Regions from separate parts of the Homo sapiens genome. Here region 2 is linked to region 1. A link is a contact called in ENCODE Hi-C or POLR2A ChIA-PET data. All regions are on one chromosome and are shown on one strand. The core of a region is the stretch at or near the end of the contact, and the rest is flanking DNA. Distances in the headings are between cores, read along the strand shown. Region 1 overlaps FRK (fyn related Src family tyrosine kinase). Region 2 holds the start of TSPYL1 (TSPY like 1).

Evidence for each region. A loop is a pair of places that touch in the nucleus more often than their neighbours do. ChIA-PET counts read pairs that join two places held with the same protein, here RNA polymerase II (POLR2A). Pooled maps may share reads with other maps.
Region 2: a loop to region 1 is called in a map with no recorded cell type, with 12 times the contacts of the local background. The contact joins the promoter of TSPYL1 here to the enhancer-like site in region 1. A Hi-C loop is called at or near these places in 6 of 37 single-sample maps with no recorded cell type and 10 of 50 pooled maps. POLR2A ChIA-PET finds 5 or more read pairs at or near these places in 3 of 52 experiments (HEK293, OCI-LY7 and activated T-cell).

The regions. Positions count from the first base shown.
Region 1 is chr6:116,010,301-116,013,000 of GRCh38, forward strand. All of the region lies in intron 1 of FRK (fyn related Src family tyrosine kinase), which reads right to left. Among named protein-coding and RNA genes, the nearest start is that of FRK, 49 kb to the right of the region's middle. Within about 2 kb of position 1,396, at least 9 of the 41 ENCODE cell types and tissues checked have a DNase peak (open chromatin) inside an H3K27ac peak, as active enhancers do.
Region 2 is chr6:116,278,542-116,281,285 of GRCh38, forward strand. TSPYL1 (TSPY like 1) reads right to left here and starts at 1,389. Exons shown (of 1, transcript NM_003309.4): 1 at 1-1,389. The coding sequence starts at 1,289. It also overlaps a transcript of DSE not described here. RefSeq lists enhancers at 753-802, 823-1,092, 1,323-1,382.

The sequences.
Region 1 (2,700 bases), core at 146-2,645:
GTTTCACTTTTTACTCTGCATTCTTCTCTATAATTTGGATGTTTATAATAACATGTAGTTGTAGATTACTTTAAAATGTATTTAAATATAAAAAATTAAAAGAGGTCAATCAGGAACATGCTACAAAAATTTACATGTTGTAAAGGTCTGGACTAGAAACTTTGGCACTTAGAATTGATAGATACAGGAAAAAATCCCAAAGGAATATAAAACAAGTGATTATGAATGAGCAGCGAAACAGATGGAAGAGACGATGTGACACCAGGATTTCAAATCTGAATGACTAAAGGACAATATGTCCTGCAACATGTCAGAAGGCAGAGTATAATAACAGTTAAGAGTGACAGCATCTCATTAGGAAGTTATTTAACCTCTCTATGCCTCAATCTCCTCATTTGTAAGTGAGAATAATAATAATTTCCTTATAGCCTTGTTTCAAGATTAAGAAGAATGCTGCATGTAAAGTGCTTTATGTCTCGACACATTCATGCTCAATAAATAGTAGAGATTTTAAGATAATTAATTGAAGGCAGATATTATCAATTTTGTTTTAGGCATGTTGGATTTGAGGTCATGCTGGGACACGAGTGAATATGTGAGCATGACCTTATTTCTTTGTTTGTATTAACAGTTTCATCCCAAGTGACTCTTCTGTCCTGCCTGCTGTTCTGGACTAGGACATGCTGCCACCAGGTGGCAGTAGGCCATTTTACTAATCCAAAAAGGGAAAGGAGAGCTGTCCTGTGATTAACTGGACGTGCTTTATTTTATGAAAAAGGCAGTGAGCCTTAAAAAAAAAAATTGCAGTATAAATGAATATCAACATTTACATAAGATAAATATCTTAAATATTAATCAAAATTTAGGGAAATCAACATGTAAATAGATGTGTTACCTCAATTAAGGTTTTGTCATTTCATCTAATAGAATCTTATTGTGCCTCACTGACGTGTACAAACTAGGTTCCTAGGTAACTCATAATTCTTATCAGATGAAGATAATTGCCTCTTACACTTTTTAAAGAGAAAACTCATGCCCAGCAACTGATGGCTAGGATTTACAAAAGTTAACATATGACTTCTTTTTATAATGTCTCCTTAAGACCAAGGCAGTCAGCCTTCAAGTACTATAGACAGATCCTAAAAAAATAAACTCTTAAGACTAGTTCCAGGAAAAAAAAAAAACATCCTTCCAGAAAATGCAGAAAGGAAACTGGGTCGATCAACTTGGCCTAACCAGTCATAGGGAAAGTAAGCTAGGATGATTTCCCTGTGGGAGCTCAGGGTTAGCAGTGTCTTTCATGTTTTCATCACAGTTACACATGTTATAATGGGTAAAACACCTATTGTCCTCATGAATGTGACTTGGCAGGCATCGCTGTCACCCACATTGGCAAAACACCTTCAATTTGCAGGGCACACTCATAACCACATTTAGTCATTTATGGTATCTAAATGAAAGGCTTGATTCATGCCCCTTGAACTATTATGGTTCGGTATGACTCACCTGCATCTACCTGTGTTTCCACAACACTATGAAGAAAATCTCTGTGAGAGTTCTTCCTGTCAAGGTAATTATTTCCCTCCCTTTCCACAAAACCTTCTTCGGCTCAGTATCCCCTTGGTTCCCAGGAAGTTAGCCCTGCTACTCTTTCCCACTCACATGGAATGATAAGGACAAAGAAAAAAAATAATGCTCGCAATTATTTTGTTATTCATTCCTTCCTTTCCATTTCCCTCACCATAACCCTTGTCTAATTCAACATCGCCTCTTGGATTATGGAAATATTTTACTGCCTGTTCTCTTTAACATTAACAATTTATATTTACTGATCACATAAAAGGAGGCAGGCACTGTTGCTACAAGCTTTACATGCATTTATCTCAGACTCTCCCCCTTGCTCACACCACCACCACTAGATTTATCATCTCCCCACATACACATAAATAAGGGGTATTTTGCTTATGGAGTAAAACCTCTATTAACCTGGAAATTCAGGCCTTCCACCATCTGGACACAAGCCACTTCTTCAACTTTATCCTCCCTATATCAGCCCTCTGTTCTAGCTAAATTCACACTGCTATCACTACTTATACTGGCAATACTAAAACTTGACTGCTCAGAATTCCTACAGTATTCAGTGACTACTCCTCTGTTTTGATATGTAGCATACAAAAGCTAGCGATGCATTTTAAATTCTTGTTTAGATTATTCTTTGTTTACACTTGAAGCTACAGACCTCCCCAGCATAAGGACAGAGTCTGATAACTTCACATATCTGTGGCATGAAGCACTGGCCACATGCCCTGTGGAGCTGTTAAATAAATACTTGTTGATGAAACATTAATACATTGTACTTCAATTTGGGCATTTTATATAGTCTTCTGGTTTATACTGAACATTGAACTTTAGATAATGCCTGTGTTTTTGTGTAATCTTTTATTTGAGCTTGCCACATAGCTTGCAGTATAAAGTGTTTATGGGAGAAGGCTTATCTGCTATGGACCAGTTGCAACACAGTTTCTAATGTTAATTGGCCTTAGACCACAGATTTCAATCTGACCTCTCTCTTTTCCCCCAAAGAGAACACTTTCATGTGAATGTAAAGATCAAAAATGAAATTGATTTTTCTGTCCTTTAAAACACAAGCATATCAGGGCTGTACACATGTAAAAAATTTGTGATAAAGTGACAATGTCA
Region 2 (2,744 bases), core at 139-2,638, 270 kb after region 1:
CTGGGGATCTCTACAGGCTCCCTTAGCGGGCGACGTCGGGCTCTACGGACTCCTTCACGCAACAGGTAGTATTGCAGTGGATTTGGCCACAGATCCTCTTTAATAATCTCAGCAATTTTGTCGGACTCTGGAAGGCTGTGGTCTGAAAACCAAGTGAAGAAGCTGCAGATGAGGTCTTGGTTTCTGCGAATGAAGGACTGGGGTTCATGCCCCCTGCGCCATATAATTGGAGTAGAAAGAGACACCACTCGGCCGGAGGATCTTACCTCATATTCCTTGACAATCAGCTTGTTTCTGAAGTAGGGGTTTCTTCTAAAGAAGAACTTGAACTTGCAACCGGTTCTAGGGTGTCTGAGTTCCTTCACCTCTAAATTGGTTATGTACCTTAACATCTCTGCATCTTGGCCCCTAATCATGGCGGACAACTGGGGGTGGTTTCGAAAAGCAGTCATCCAGAAGCCCGGGATATTCTGAATGATGTAGTTCCTCCGCTCCAGGTAGTGTCGACGCATCCGCCCAAACTTGTGCTCCAGCTGTTGGAAGGCCCTGTCGGCCTGAGCATTCACAGTGTCCAGTTCCAGCTGGATGGCCTCCAGAGGGTCCATGCGGAGAGCCTCATGCAAAGGCCAGGGCCCTTCTTCCTCCCTCGCCTCCTCCTCCAATCTATCCTCCTCCGCCACTTCTATTTCTTCACCTTCTGGCGGCTGCTCCTCTACCTCCATCTGCTCCTCCATTACCTCCTTCTCCGCCAGGCCTTCCTTCACCACCTCAGCGCTCTCCCTCTCAGCCACGGCTGCTGAGACGGTGGCGCACTTTCCTGTCTTCACCTCCTCCGCCTCAGCCTCCGCCCCCGCCGTCAGCTCAGACGCGGATCTCTGGGCGCCACAGATTTCTAGGGCCTTCTCTCCACCCTGAACGCCCTTTTTCAGGCTGCGGTCGGCTGCCATCACCACAGAAGCGGCTGCCAGGCCTTCGGCGGGAGGCTGGCCCTCTTCCTGCCCGGCTTTGATCGCCACATGACCGCGACCCCCAACAACTCGGATCTGGGGAGTACCGCCACGGCCCGCGGCATCCTGGGGTACGCCCCCCTCCTCTGAAGGCGGTGGAGGCGGGAGCGCGACGGTCTCCGAGCCTCCCTCACCCGGCTCCGCCATCACCTGTGTCGCCTCGCTTTGGTCGCGGAGCCTCAGGTACTGGTGTGCGTCCTGGTCGCTCGGGACTTGGTCAGAAATAATGATGCTGTGGGTTTGGAGGGGAGTGGTCCTCTTGACCCCATCCAGGCCGCTCATGTTGCTAACAGTCGGACCAACCGCAGGCGAACGCCCGTTTTCCTCAGAGGCCGAACTGGGAGCTAACCGCCGCTCGCACCGCCCACCCTACAGTCTCACTAACATTTCAGCGGCGGTGTCGTCAGGACTGGAGATCTCACGGTATCGCGAGAACTTGCTGAGCCCGGGATTGGTTCCGCCGCTCCCTGCCAGCCAACCGGATTCTCTGGGCTTTATTTCTGTGAATTTACCCATAGCAACAGTAATTTTACCTACGTAAATAAATGTCGATTGTGCTGAGTCTGGAAGCGCGGACGACCCACCTTGAGATGCATCTAGCGACTGCTCCCAGCATGTAGGAGCAGTTGTAAAATCACAGCCGTAACAGTGCCTGCTCTCCAGTGTCTGAAAACAAATGTTTTTCTGGTCTTCACTTTTTTGAGGCAGGAAGGTAAATCTATTCCCTGTTACTCCACGTAACTAGCAGCAAAAGACTTCTCTTTAAGATTAATAGCAAAATGTTTCCCCCCTTCTTAGTAAAAGTGACATAAAAATATCAATTCTTGCCTCTACGGTTACTGGGGAAAAAAAGCTACTCAGCAGCCTCTTACCACTAAAGCGATGCATAGTATTCATTGCTAATTTTCGATTTATAATCTGCATCAAATAAGAGTTTGTGCTGCATAGTATCGGTAGAAATTAAGCCAGGATCAGTTTGCTAAATGTTCCATGCCTTTTCACTGCAAGAAAGAGGAAATTATAACTATTTCCAGCCCCAAGAACTTAATTTATTATCATATTTAGTTATGTAAGATAGGAATGTTTGGCTCTAACGAAGCATCTGTCTTTAGCAATCAGCTGAGTTCATTAGAGGGGGATGTCAATGTCTCTGGTTGAAGTGTTCCAGTTTGTTGACTTGTGAGTTAAACTGGTGCTGTCTTAGAGAGCTACAAGGCCTCAGAGAAATATCAGTGGGGGGAGCCACATACCACCATTTTGTGAGGAAAGGCTAGTTAAAATGGACAACTAAGATGGCCTTGAAGTAGAAAACAAACTTGCAAAGGGCAACATGCAGCTGGTGGACTCAAGGTATAAAAGAGGCAAACGTTATTTTCTACTTAATTTGCTTTGTGTGGTAGTAGCCTGATGGCCCTCAAAGATGTACCTGTCTTAGTTATGCGGCCAAAGGGACTTCGCAGATATGATTAAGTTAAAGATTTGGAGATGAGAAGATGATTCTGGATTATACAGGTGGGCCCTATGGAATTACAAATTTCTTATAAGAAGGAGGCAGGAGGGTCAGTCAGAGAAGATAAGAGGACGAAAGCACAGAGAGAGGGAAGGAATGGTGGAGAATAGGTGTGGGAGGGAGGAAAGGGAAATCGCTATGTTGCTGGCTTTGAAGATGGAGGAAGGAGCCAGGATCGTAGGAATAAAGGCAGCCTCTAGAAGCTTGAAAGGTAAGGAAATAGATTC